Linked DNA regions of Homo sapiens: region 2 is linked to region 1. Evidence: chromatin contacts called from ENCODE Hi-C or POLR2A ChIA-PET data. All regions are on one chromosome and are shown on one strand. Each heading gives the region's core, a stretch centred on a gene start or an enhancer-like site at or near the end of the contact. The rest is flanking DNA. Distances are from core to core; before and after follow the strand shown. Region 1 has its middle 55 kb from the start of LINC00910. Region 2 holds the start of LINC00910 (long intergenic non-protein coding RNA 910).

Region 1 (7,266 bases), core at 3,330-5,829:
TGCCTTGTGCTGATTTCCCTAAGCCCATAACTTGAACAAATCCCATTTTTGTCATAATGTCTTTACTTTGCTGGCTGTAATTGCCTTGTGGAAAAGAAATCTGTGCCCCTCGTTGTTGTAAAAGTTCTCTTCCCCACAGGTTAACAGGAATGGGTGTAATGAGGGGGCAAATAGTACCAATCTGTTCTTCTGGGCCCGTACAGTGTAAAATTGTAGAACTTTCATAGACTTCTGAAGCCTGACCAACACCAACTAATGCTGTGGACGCGTGTTCCTTTGGCCAGTGTCGGGGCCATTGATGTAAAGCGATAATGGAGACATCAGCGCCCGTATCAATCATTCCCTCAAACTTCCTTCCTTGAATATGCACAGAGCACACAGGACGAGTGTCAGAAATCTTGCTGGCTCAATAAGCTGCTTTGTCCTGATAGTCTGTGCTACCAAAACCTCCAGTTCTGGTACAAGAACTGGATCCTAAAGGAACGTAAGGGAGTATAAGAAGCTGAGCAATGCGGTCTCCAGCTGCCGTATATCAAGGGACTGCAGAGCTAATGACAATATGAATTTCACCTGAATAGTCAGAATCAATTACACCAGTATGTACTTGAACACCTTTTAAATTTAGGCTTGAGAGATCAAATAGCAAACCGACACTGCCAGTCGGCAAGGGGCCAAAAACACCTGTGGGAACAGCAATAGGTGGCTCTCCAGGTAACAGAGAAATATCTCTGGTACAACAGAGATCTACTGATGCTGAGCCTGTGGTGGCAGGGGACAAGCATTGTACTGAGATTCGTGTTGGGGCAGAGCCATTAGATCCTGTGGCACAAATTGCTGAAGTGGGAATTGGGATGTAGGTTGAATGGATTGGGCTGGCAAGGCGCTCATCTTGCTGGACGCCAGGGGCTCGGAGTTGAGGAATGCCCCATTGTTTGGAGGGGCCTAGGGCTGGCCCCTCTTCCCGTTTACCTGGAAGTGACCGTAAGGGATTGCCATCAATATCAAATTTTGAATGGCATTGAGCCACCCAGTGATTTCCTTTTTGGCATCGTGGGCATATAGTAGAAAGTGGGGCTTGTTGTTGAAAAAATTTTGGTTGTTGGTGTTGAAAAGAACAGCGGTCTGTATGCCAAGGACAATTTCTTTTAGAATGTCCCGATTGGCTGCATAGGAAGCATTTGCCAGGGAATTGTCCAGGCATTCGAATAGAGACCATGGCTTGTGCCATGACCATTGCTGTACGCAGAGTTCCCCTCACGCCTTCACAGACTTTAATGTATGAGGTGAGTACATCACCCCCTGGTGGAATTTTGCCTTTAATGGGGCAAATAGCCACCTGACAGTCTGGATTTACTTGTTCATAAGCCATAAGTTCTATAACAAGTCATTGGCCCTGGCTATCAGGGATAGCTTTTTCTGCTGCGTCTTGAAGATGGACAATAAAGTCTGGATACGGTTCATGTTGTCCCCGTCTGACGGCTGTAAAACATGGGCATAGTTTGTCATCATCTTGAATCTTGTCCCAAGCATCTAAGCAGCATTTCCACAGTTGTTCAATAACCTCATCATTTAGTATAGTTTGGTTTCGAATTGCAGCCCACTGGCCCATTCCCAGTAATTGGTCGGCTGTAACATTAACAGGAGGATTAGAGCCCAAAGACGAATGCATTCCTGGATAGCATCAACCCACCAAGTCCTGAATTGTAAATATTGAGATTTAGATAAGACTGACTGCTAAAATCTCCCAGTCATAGGGCACCAAGTGTTTATTTTCTGCTAGGGCTTTTAATTTGGAATGGACAAAAGGGGAGTTGGTGCCATACTGCTTCACAGATTCTTTGAAATCTTTGAGGAATTTAAAAGAAAAACTTGGCCAGGTGCGGTGGCTCACTCCTGTAATCCCAGCACTTTGGGAGGCCCAGGCAGGTGGATCACAAGGTCAGGAGATCGAGACCATCCTGGCTAACAGGGTGAAAGTCTGTCTCTACTAAAAATACAAAAAAAAAAAAAAAATTAGCCGGGCATGCCTGGGAGACAGAGCGAGACTCCATCTCAAAAAAAAAAAAAAAAAAAAAAGAAAAAAAAACTTTCCTAAGTAGCGGGACATAGCTGAACCTGGCCTGGATGTATAGGGTCAGGTTGAACTACTGCCTGAACTACTGGAACATCAGGAACTGGCTGTGTCTCAGCGGCAGGCAGTTGTGGAGCCTGATTATTTTCCTGAGCAGCCTGATTGTCAGGCTGTTGATCTTGACGGGTTGCGGGATCAGCTGCCTGCTGAGAAGGATCAGCAGGCTGTGGCTGATTTTGTGCCACTGGGACGGCGGGTATTGGAGGTTGTAAAATTACAGGAAATTGCCAGGCTTCGGGATCCCCATATTCTCTTGTCTGAGCTATAGCCCTCATAAAAGGAGTGTCATTTTCAGGGATGTATATAGCTCATTGCTTATGAGCGGCAATGGTGGTATTGGCCACCACAGTAGCAACTGGACCAGAAGCAGGAAAAAGTTTGGAATTTTGAATGGAGGAAGAGTTGAGAACCTGTAGGCCAGGATGAGACGAGATTACCTGCTGGGCAGGTCTTTCATGGGCCTGAGGCTGCCGCAGTAACTGTGGACCAGGCTTCAAGGGAGCCTGAGGTTTCAAGGGAGCCTGATTTGTCAGAAAAGACCCAGGCTTCAAGGAAGTGTGATTTGCCGAAAGAGACCCAGGCTTCGAGGGAGACTGATTTGCCAAAAGATACCCAGGCTTCAAAGGAGCCTGATTTCTGAAAGAGACCCAGGCTTCAAGGGAGCCTGATTTACCAAGAGAGGTCCAGGCTTCAAGGGAGACTGACTTGTCAAAAGAGAACGAGAAGAGAGAGGTGGAAAAATAGGTTGAATATGGATAGGGTTGAGGGCCTCATAACTGGGCTGAACTGGTAGAAAGTTGAGAGCCCCACAGCGGGGCTGAACAGAGATAGGGTTGAGGGCCTCATTACCAGGCTGAATAGGCAAGAAGTTGAGAGCTCTACAGCAGGGCTGAACAGGGATAGGGTTCAGGGCCTCATTACCAGGCAGGGAATTGAGAGCCTCTTCACCGGGCTGTGTAGAAATTGGAGCCTCTGTACCAGGCTGCATGAAAACATAGTTTAGAGCCTCTTTTTCAGGCTGCATCATCTCATTTTCTATCTGCATAGCTGGAGAGTTGAGAGTTTGAGGAAAGGTAGGAGGGTACAGCTGTGATGGCTGTTGATAATATCTTTCAGCTGGATTTTGCTGGTTGGGGGAAATAAATTCATTCAGATCAGTTAAAAGTTCATCATAAAGCGATAACCGGGGCATGGTAGGCTCTGGCGTAGGTGGTGGCACCAAAGGAATATCAGAGTGGAGGTCCATCTGTAGAACTATGGCCTCAATCTGTGCAGTATCCTCAGGTGAAAAAGAACTAAGCACTTCCTCAGCCTCCTCAGAGGAAAGAGGGATCAGTCTCCATGTTGTCCTCCTGAGTCTGTAAAGAGTCTAGGACAGAGCGAACCGAAGCCCAGATTGACCAAATTGGGGGTGGAATAATATGCCCGCCTTTATGAGCAATTTTGAATGTCTGCCAATCTCATCCCAATCCTTAAGTTCTAAAGTTCCCTCAGTAGGAAACCAAGGGCAAAGAAGATCTACAACATCAAACAGTTCAATTAACTTATCAGTAGATACTTTTAACCACTCCTTCTTTAAGGAGAGTTTTTATAAAATTTAAATAAGCTGAGTACTTAGTACAGGCCTGTCCCTTGGTGTCCCCGGGATACTCTGAGTGCCCAAGCTTACCACCAAGCTTATTGACCTCAATCCTCAGGAATCTGTCATTGAAATCCTCTGCTGTGTTTCACGCTCAAAGTGCAACTTCACACAGCGAGAGAGAAATTCTCGTTGGGCGCCAGATGTAGGGTCCAACCCTACAGGGCCTTTGGGGTTTTCTCTTGTGTGTGGAGATGATAGATCATAGAAATAAAGACACAAAACAAAGAGATAGAATAAAAGACAGCTGGGCCCGGGTGAACACTACCACCAAGACGCGGAGACCGGTAGTGGCCCCGAATGCCTGGCTGTGCTGTTACTTATTGTATACAAGGCAAGGGGGCAGGGTAAGGAGTGCAGGTCATCTCCAATGATAGGTAAGGTCACGTGAGTCACGTGACCACTGGACAGGGGCCCTTCCCTATTTGGTAGCTGAGGTGGAGACAGAGAGGGGACAGCTTACGTCATTATTTCTTCTATGCATTTCTCGGAAAGATCAAAGACTTTAATACTTTCACTAATTCTGCTACCGCTGTCTAGAAGGCCAGGCTAGGTGCACAGAGTGGAACATGAAAATGAACAAGGAGCGTGACCACTGAAGCACAGCATCACAGGGAGACGTTTAGGCCTCCAGATGGCTGTGGGCATGGCTGCGGGTGGGCCTGACAAAGATCTTCCACAAGAGGTGGTGGAGCAGAGTCTTCTCTAACTCTCTCCCTTTCCTGGTCTGCTAAGTAACGGGTGCCTTCCCAGGCACTGGCGCTACCACTAGACCAGTCTGCTAAGTAACGGGTGCCTCCCCAGGCACTGGCGTTACCGCTAGACCAAGGAGCCCTCTAGTGGCCCTGTCCGGGCATGACAGAGGGCTCACACTCTTGTCTTCCGGTCACTTCTCACCGTGTCCTTTCAGCTCCTATCTCTGTATGGCCTAATTTTTTCTAGGTTATAATTGTAAAACAGATATTATTATAATATTGGAATAAAGAGTAAATCTACAAACTAATGATTAATATTCATATATGATCATATCTGTATTCTATTTCTAGTATAACTATTCTTATTCTATATATTTTATTATACTGGAACATCTTGTGCCTTCGGTCTCTTGCCTCAGCACCTGGGTAGCTTGCCGCCTGTAGGGTCCAGCCCTACAGGGTTTAGTGGGTGTTCTACCCATGTATGGAGATGAGAGATTATAAGAGATAAAGACACAAGACAAAGAGATAAAGAGAAAACAGCTGGGCCCAGGGGACCATTACCACCAAGACGCAGAGACCAGTAGGGGCCCGGAATGGCTGGGCTCGCTGATATTTATTACATACAAGACAAAGGGGGAAGAGTAAGGAGGGTGAGACGTCCAAGTGATTGATAAGCTCAAGCAAGTCACATGATCATGGGACAGGGGGCCCTTCCCTTTTAGGTAGCTGAAGCAGAGAGGAAAGGCAGCATACATCAGTGTTTTCTTCTAGGCACTTATAAGAAAGTTCAAAGATTTTAAGACTTTCACTATTTCTTCTACCACTATCTACTATGAACTTCAAAGAGGAACCAGGAGTACAGGAGGAACATGAAAGTGGACAAGGAGCATGACCACTGAAGCACAGCACCACGGGGAGGGGTTTAGGCCTCCAGATGACTGCAGGGCAGGCCTGGATAATATAAAGCCTCCCACAAGGAGGTGGTGAAGCAGAGTGTTTCCTGACTCCTCCAAGAACAGGGAGACTCCCTTTCTTGGTCTGCTAAGTAACGGGTGCCTTCCCAGGCACTGGCATTACTGCTTGGCCAAGGAGCCCTCAACCGGCCCTTATGTGGGCATGACAGAGGGCTCACCTCTTGCTTTCTAGGTCACTTCTCACAATGTCCCTTCAGTACATGATCCTACACCCATCAATTATTCCTAGGTTATATTAGTAATGCAACAAAGACTAATATTAAAAGCTAATGATTAATAATGTTTATACATTATTGATTGATAATTGTCCATGATCATCTCTATATCTAATTTGTATTGTAAGTATTCTTTATTCTAACTATTTTCTTTATTATACTGCTACAGTTTGTGCCTTCAGTCTCCTGTCTTGGCACCTGGGTAATCCTTCGTCCACAGCTGCCCAAATCTCCCCTCTTTTTATTGACTAGGATCATCATTGCCATCATTGCTTGTTGACTTTGGGCTTTTCATCGGACTCCCTGAAGACATCTGCATACTAAAAGCAGACAACATAAACACACCAATATCAGTAATGCTAGTGACAATAGTGAACCTCTAAGGGGTTTGATCCGTTTAAAAAGATTAAGATCGGATAATACTTTGGTGATTTCCTCAAAAATATGAGAGCCAGGAACGGTAGTTAAGTGAGCCTGTGAGGCCCCCAAAATTTGCTCTTTCAGTTTTGAAATATCTTAAGTTAGATTATCATCCCAGGCTTTGAATGTCTCATGACTTTTTCCCAGCTATGCTGATCTTTTTTATAAGCATAAGGCATTATGCAATAATCAGAATTATTCCAATCACATTGTAATTGCATACGGTGTTGCAAATTCATAACTCTATCTCCCAGCCATATCACACTCTGGTGGAGATCATTAATTTGATTAGCCAAATTTGATCAACTTGAGCCTGAGAATTCCAGAGTCTGGTGGAGTTTTTGTTTGTTTGTTTGTTTTTTTGCCACACTTCCACATATTGAGTGGTCTGAACAGAGTTGTGGATAGCAACTCCAGCTGCCATTGCTGTGGCAGTGACAGCAATTAATCCTGCAATGACTGCAATAAGAGTAAAGATGAATCTCTTCGTTCTCTTAAGGATTCCTTTAAGGATTTCATTGACTATATGAATAGAGGGAGAAGACTCCCAAGGGTGGTGTAAAGAAACGGTATCCTTACCCCCTCCCTAGCCCTTACCAGGAGAATACTTGTTATGGGATGAAATGTAACACGAATACATGTAAACAATTTGCAATCATCAAATTCTATGGTTTGGCTGTTGGGGGGTGATAATTATATTTCCGACTAATAGCATATAAGGGGATTTTACACAGCTCCTGCTAGGTATCACCTGTTCAGACATCAAGGTGACTTTGTATACGTCTGTCTTGGTATTAGTGGGAATGATCTGATAGGTTACATTCCATATCCTAATTCCAGTCATGGCAGCAGCCAATTTCCACAATTCAGGATGTTCTGGGGTAACAATAGGATGAATCACTTTTGGTCTAGGAGGAATGATCACTTTGTCCATCCATTTGAATGGGTAAGGAGACACCCATTCCCTCAGCCTGTAGGACTGCCATCCCTCCTCTACATAATCTATCAAATAGTTGAACTCAGAATATTTGGCATTTAGGCTGGAAAAATTTAGCCAATAATATCCTCTTGGAGCCCAGTCAATAACCACCTGTAATCAGGCCCTGTAACACTACTGCTTTTGGAGCATTACAATCATTCCATACAATAGTTTCAACTGTAAAAGGTTCCCTGGTAGGTTCACTTGAAC
Region 2 (6,532 bases), core at 3,733-6,232, 55 kb after region 1:
TTCGAATAGCTTTGAACTGAAAACTACTCAAACGTCCATCAGTGGGTGAACGGATAAACAAAATGTGATATTCAGGAATAAAAACATAATGGTACAACATAATGGCACATGTCACAATGGGGATGAACCTCAGAAACATTATGCTCAGAGAAAGACATCAGTCAGACACAAAAGACCACATACTGTGTAATTCCTTTCATATGAAATGCCAGGAACGGGAACTCTAGACATAAAGTAGATCAGTGGTTAACTCAAGATGAGGGTGGGAGTGGGCAATGACTGTGTAGGGGAGGCAAAACTTTATCTCCTTAGGGTCCTTGCTGGGCCTGAGACTCAAACTGACATAGATTAGCAGGAGGAAAGCTATCATAAAAGCTGTCAATGTAAGTTTTACATGACACGGGAGCCCTCACAAGGAAATGAAAACCCAAGGCCACGATCATATATGTGCATTTGTTCTGGTTATTTTCTGCCTCCCCTTCCACTTGCCATTCTTCTCTCCCCTGCTCTTTTGTACTGCATAGAGCTGCATAAGGGTCGTGAGCCAAACAGCACTCCCTCTTGCTGCAGCTGGTCACAGGGCTGCCCCTGCTACTCATCCTGTGCCTCATGGGCAACATGTTATGCCCATGTCCAAGGTACAGAGAAGTGGACCCAGAGCCAGGGAGAGGTGATAGGGACCTTTGGGCGGGGTGGGAGGTGCTTATTGAGAACAGAGTCCATGTCACCATTAGGGAGAGAGCATGGAAGCAAGCACGTTTGACAATCCTGTGTCTGCCCTGTTTCTGGAGAGGCAGATGCAGACAGCAGGTCAGAGGGAATTTGACTGGACAGGAACTTGGGGGGTTGAGGGTAGCCATTGCATATAACCAAACCTGTTACACATTTCTTTGATATCTGATGTCATTGTGACATGATCTAGAAACCTCTGTCAAAATAGTTCCTAATGATACTAAACAACAACTGAGACTGTTTATTGAGTTTGTGAAATCAAGGAGTGGCTGCTCTTCTAGAAGCAGTGAGTTGATGTCTGTTCTAACATTGTTCTGAGACAAGGAAACCTTTTTATACTTTAATAGCCAGGGTCAGAATTTCTCAGATTGTATATTTGCATGTAGCACAGGAGATGCTCTTTTAATAAAAATCCAGAAATTTGTTGTGCACATTATTCAATAGAGAACAATATCAAATTAAACCAACAACAATGACACTTAACATTTGCCCAAAGCTTGGTAAATGTTGATGGTCACTGTGTACCTTCAGATAGCTGTGTACTCTAACAGAGAGAATGATTTCAAAATCAGTTGAAGAGAAAACGCCTCTGCCTGCCTGTACCTGTATATTACTGTCAATGTCAATCAGGAATGTGTGGGTTCATTCCAGTTATTTTCCGGCTCCCAATCTACTTGCCATTCTTTCATCTCCTGCTCTTTTGTACTGCATAGAGCTACAGAAAGTTAGTGAGTCAAACGACAGCCCCTCTTGGTGCATTTGGTCACAAGGCTGCCCCTGGTACTCAACCAGTGCCTCCTGTCCTCTCCCCTCCAAATCCCCCCTCCTTCTCAGCTATCAACTCTGTTAATCCTGGTGGTTTCCCTGGCTACCGTGACCCAAACTCTCATTCCTGAAAAGTCTAAACCCCTCAAGGCCACATCTTTCTCAAGTCAGGGTTCCTGCACTTGTCCATTCATGTCACAGGTGGACCTGGGAGTAACACGTGGCACCCAAACAGATCACCAGAGTTCACATATATTCCACCTGCCCTCCCTGCATAAGAGCACTACTCCCTCTTCCTGATGATGGTTCAGGGCCATTAATCCCTGCCAAGATGGTGACTGCTCCTGCCTGCTAGTTCAACCTGTCCAGCCACAGCTGTAGCTTGAAGGCTTGAAGTTCAATGGGACCCACTTCTGCTTCCACGCTTTCTTTCCTTTAATTTTAATTTTTATTTATTTGAGACAGGGTCTGGCTCTGTCACCAAGGCTGGAGTGCAGTGGTGCAATCACGGCTCACTGGAGCATCCACCTCCCAGACTCAACTGATCCTCCTGCCTCAGCCTCTGAAATAGCTGTTGTACAGATATTCGTCACCCTGAACAGGGCTTCACTACCTTGCCTAGGCTGTTTCTTTTGTGCTTTGTTTGTTCGTTCGTTTGTTTCGAGATGGGGCTCTGGCTTTGCCGCCTAGGCTGGAGTGTAATGGCGTGATCTCACCTCACTGTGGCCTCCTGGGCTCAAGCCATCCTCCCACCTGGGCCTCCCAAAGTGCTGGGATTACAGGCATGAGCCACAGTGCCCGGACTGAAGATATCCTTTAGAGAAAGAAGCAGCGGGTAGTTTTGCCAAGGCCAGACAAGATTTCTGGAGTTTGGAAAGGGTGAGAGATTGGGTCAGCAAAAGACACATTCTGATCTTTATGCTGGGATGCAATTTATAGATACAGGGATGAGACCCAAAAAAGCTGGGAGAGATTTGTCATCATGGTTGCAAGGCAACTGCCGGTGGCTGATCCCGTAAAGGATACACATACCTAGAACAGAGCCTAAAAAAGCATCAAGCATGAAGGGTGGAGCCACGATGCTTGGACTCGAGTTCTGCTCCTGTGCATTCCTCGGTAACTTAAACTACCTGTGCCTCGATTTTTCCTGGGGAAAAAAGGAAGTTTGTAGCCAGTACATTGGTGCCTGCCTTAAAGTAGAACTACTCCATGGGCTGAAGAGGAAGTTCAGCTGGGCGTAGTGGCTCACACCTGTAATCCCAGCAATCTGGGAGGCCCAGGCAGGTGGATCACCTGAGGTCAGGAGTTCGAGACCAGCCTGGTCAACATGGTGAAACCCCGTTTCTACTAAAAATACAAAAATTAGCTGGGCATGGTGGCGGGTGCCTGTAATCCCAGATACTCGGGAGGCTGAGGCAGGAGCATTGCCTGAACTCGGGAGGCAGAGGTTGCAGTGAGCCGAGATGGTGCCGTTGCACTCCAGCCTGGGTACCAAGAGCTAAACTCCATCTCAAAAACAAAAAACAAACAAACAAACAGAGTAAGTTGAAGTCCAGCCTGGGCAACACACCACTGGAATCCATCCCTTTGAAAGGTCATCACCCCTCCACAGCCAAGCTGAGATTTAAAGCCCTCCAAGTAAAGTCGAACATGTTCCCTACTTGGAAATGAATATTCTTGTTTTGGGTCCTAGGATACTCTCCATAAATCATGAACCTTATGATACTTAAAGGAGTAAGAAAACCTACCAACTATCCTAAACTACCCGGCGCAGTCTTTTCTTTCTAACCTTGCAAACAGGTTGTATCCCAGGAGAGGGAGCCCCATTCCTGGAGGTACTGCAATACCAGGTCGACGCGTGGAGTGGACAGAGCAAGCTCCTATTTCATCTCCCTGCTCCAAAAATCTATCTAATATAATTGTTCTCTGATAGAGGACGTATCAGATATTAAACTGATAAGAACAGATACTACACTTGATCTTAGCCAAAAGGACGAGAAGAGATGTCGTCGCCTTCCTCCCTGCCATCACCGTCCCACTCTCATCTACATTCAAGACGCGGTGAGAGCCCCAGCCTCGCTCCTTGCCTCATTCACTTTGTCTTGTCCACACCAATATTGACGCCATTACACACTCGGGCTGATTTCTTATTCTCCACGTTTTAAAAGAAAAATCTGCCGGGCGCAGTGGCTCACGCCAGTAATCCTAACACTTTGGGAGGCCGAGGCGGGTGGATCACAAGGTCAGGAGATCAAGACCATTCTGGCAAACACGGAGAAATCCCGTCTCGACTCAGGAGCTCGAGACCAGCCTGGGGAACACGGTGAAACCCCATCTCTACTAAAAATACAAAAAAATTAGCCGGGCGTGCCGGGCGCGGTGACTCACGCCTGTAATCCCAGCACTTTAGGAGGCCGAGGCAGGTGGATCACGAGGTCAGGAGATCGAGACCATTCTGGATAACACGGAGAAACCCCGTCTCTATTAAAAATACAAAAATTAGCCGGGCGTGGTGGCACGTGCCTGTAGTCCCAGCTACTTGGGAGGCTGATGCAGGAGAATCTCTTGAACCTGGGAGTCCGAGGTTGCAGTGAGCCAAGATTGCGCTACTACACTCCAGCCTGGGCGACAGAGTGAGACTCCATCTAAAAAAAAAACAAAAACAAAAAAACAAAAATTAGTCAGGCGTGGTGTCGCGCGCCTGTAATCCCAGCTACTAGGGAGGCTGGGCAGTAGAATCACTTGAACCCGGGAGGCGGAGGTTGCAGTGAACCGAGATCGCGCCACTGCACTCCAGCTTGGGCGACAGAGCGAGACTCTGTCTCAAAACAACAACAAAACAACAACAACAACACAAAAACCAAGAGAAATCTTACACCAGTTCTAGTTCCGGGGTTTCCGGGCTTTCATTTCGAATTTGCATGCCCTGCCCTTTCCCAGGAGGCGTGGCCACCGCGGTTGACTCCACCCCCGGGCCCGCCTCCAGCTAAGGAGCCGCGGCTGGGCTAGGGGCGACTTCCTTGTTTGTATGAGCGAAAAGACTGAACCAAAAGAGACAGGGGGTGAAAACAAGATAGGTCTGTGGAAGAGACCTGTAGGCGGAGAGCGGTCCCTGTTTTCCTGGAGAAAGACGAGTCGCAAGATATCATCACCAGGGGAAACCAGGCTGAGCTGGATCTTTACGTCGTCACCAGTGGGCGGGGAGACCAGCCTTGTACCCACTGGACAGCGGGCCCATTCCGAGTCAGGGAAGCAGAAGGCCTGGAGGAGCTTCGGGGAGCAGGGGCTGGAGTTCCTCTGCCAGGCAGGAGGCTGACACCAGACACCGGGCAGAGGGAGGCGGCGCATGGACGGCGAGGGCCCAGCAAGGATTCTCCCCAGCCCCTGTGCCTGCGTCTCCTGCGGCTTCTGTGCGCGGACCGTGTCCTGTGCTGTGTAGGGAAAGCTGCTTCTCTGCTTGGGACGTGGATTCCTTTACCCTCCTCCTCGCCTGACTACTTCTGACGCGGGTCGTCAGGACTCCGCTTGGGTGTCACCCGTCCAGGAAGCCTCCCTTAATTAAGGGCCCTCGGCACCCACCCCATATGTGATTAGCAGCCCTCCTGTGTATTTCATCGCACCTCGTTGTTTATATCAACTACTCCACTCACCACCCTTCTGGGCAGTCCTTTATCTCCCCCTCTGAAATCCGATCGCTGAGGGCTGGGACCCTCATCAGTACTTATCCCCGTTTCTCTGCGCTAGTCTAATTAGTGCCTGGCAAGTTGAAGGCGCTCAGTAAACGTTTGTGGAGCGAAGAAACGACGGATAGGGCGTAATGAGCACGACACACGCAATCAGAGAGGACGCAGTTAGGAGGCTATTGGCCCGGGGCAGGCGTGAAGGGGGAAGATCGGGCTCGGGGTGGGAGGACACCAGAGGGCGGGGTGACTGTCGGGGTGCTCTGGAGGAAGATGGGCGTCAAGGCCCCCAGCAAGGTTGGGATAAATTTTCTCTCTGAGGCACAGACTGCCGCCTGTAGCGTCAGCATTTACCATTCCCGTCCTCCTTCCTAACACAACAGTTGAGATGAGAGTTTATGGCTCTTTTATTTGATTTCAGAAAAGCAAGAAGGTATCATAGATCCGATAGTGACACTCAGTCAGTCATGCTCCCCCTGCAGGATGGAAAGCCGGATGGCAGGGATTGCCTGGTGAACAACCAGGTCAAAAAATATAAACTGTGCCTTTCCCAATGCCAGCCTCGGGTCCGAGGGCTCTACGTGCATTATCTCTTTTAGTTCACTCGACAGCCCTAAGAGATGGGCGTTATTATTAGCCACGGCCAGGATTAGGGTGAGGTCATTCCTCTAGGTTCGAATTTCAGGGGGTGATCCTCCAGAACCCTTCAGTAATCAAAATAAATAATAGTTCAATGCAATATATCTTATCTCGATTATAAGATAATCAAGCCATTTATCTGGATTGCTGAGTCTTTTGGTGCCCCCTTATTTTTTTTTTTAACCTCTCAGCAAGTGTTTCCCTCATTTCACTTTACCCCAGTCTCCACCGAGTCATTGTCATCTCCATTCTATTACCCTGTGAAGTGCAATATGGCAGCCACCCACCTCGGCCTCCCAAAGTGCTGAGATTATAGGCGTGAGCCACTGCGCCTGGCCTGTCTGTCTGTCTGTCTATCTATCTATCTATCTATCTATCTATCTGTTCTTTTTTCTGAGACGGAGTCTCGCACTGTCGCCCGGGCTGGAGTGCAGTGGCGCTATCTCAGCTCACTGCAACCTCCGCCTCCCGTGTTTAAGCGACTCTCCTGCGTCAGCCTCCCAAGTAGCTGGGACTACAGGTGCGTGCCACCACACCGGACTGATTTTTTGTATTTTTAGTAGAGACGGGGTTTCACCGTGTTAGCCAGGATGGTCTCCATCTCCTAACCTCGTGATCCGCGTGCCTCGGCCTCCCAAAGTGCTGGGATTACAGGCATGATCCACCGCGCCTGGCCATATCTATCTATATTTTGAGACAAGGTTTCCCTCTGTTGT

Evidence for each region. A loop is a pair of places that touch in the nucleus more often than their neighbours do. ChIA-PET counts read pairs that join two places held with the same protein, here RNA polymerase II (POLR2A). Pooled maps may share reads with other maps.
Region 2: a loop to region 1 is called in a map of B cell, with 13 times the contacts of the local background. The contact joins the promoter of LINC00910 here to the enhancer-like site in region 1. A Hi-C loop is called at or near these places in 4 of 168 maps with a recorded cell type or tissue (B cell, CD8-positive, alpha-beta T cell, mammary epithelial cell and 1 more), 3 of 37 single-sample maps with no recorded cell type and 13 of 50 pooled maps. POLR2A ChIA-PET finds 5 or more read pairs at or near these places in 14 of 52 experiments (CD4-positive, alpha-beta memory T cell, HEK293, MCF 10A and 8 more).

The regions. Positions count from the first base shown.
Region 1 is chr17:43,329,777-43,337,042 of GRCh38, forward strand. No RefSeq gene overlaps it. Among named protein-coding and RNA genes, the nearest start is that of LINC00910, 55 kb to the right of the region's middle. Within about 2 kb of position 4,580, at least 12 of the 41 ENCODE cell types and tissues checked have a DNase peak (open chromatin) inside an H3K27ac peak, as active enhancers do; they include OCI-LY7 and transverse colon, where a contact is called at or near this core.
Region 2 is chr17:43,383,916-43,390,447 of GRCh38, forward strand. It overlaps LINC00910 (long intergenic non-protein coding RNA 910), which reads right to left and starts at 4,983. Exons shown (of 6, transcript NR_027412.1): 1 at 4,374-4,983. It also overlaps the pseudogene RNU2-4P. RefSeq lists enhancers at 3,034-3,549, 3,550-4,065, 4,356-5,109, 4,563-4,792, 5,110-5,863 and a silencer at 4,706-5,000.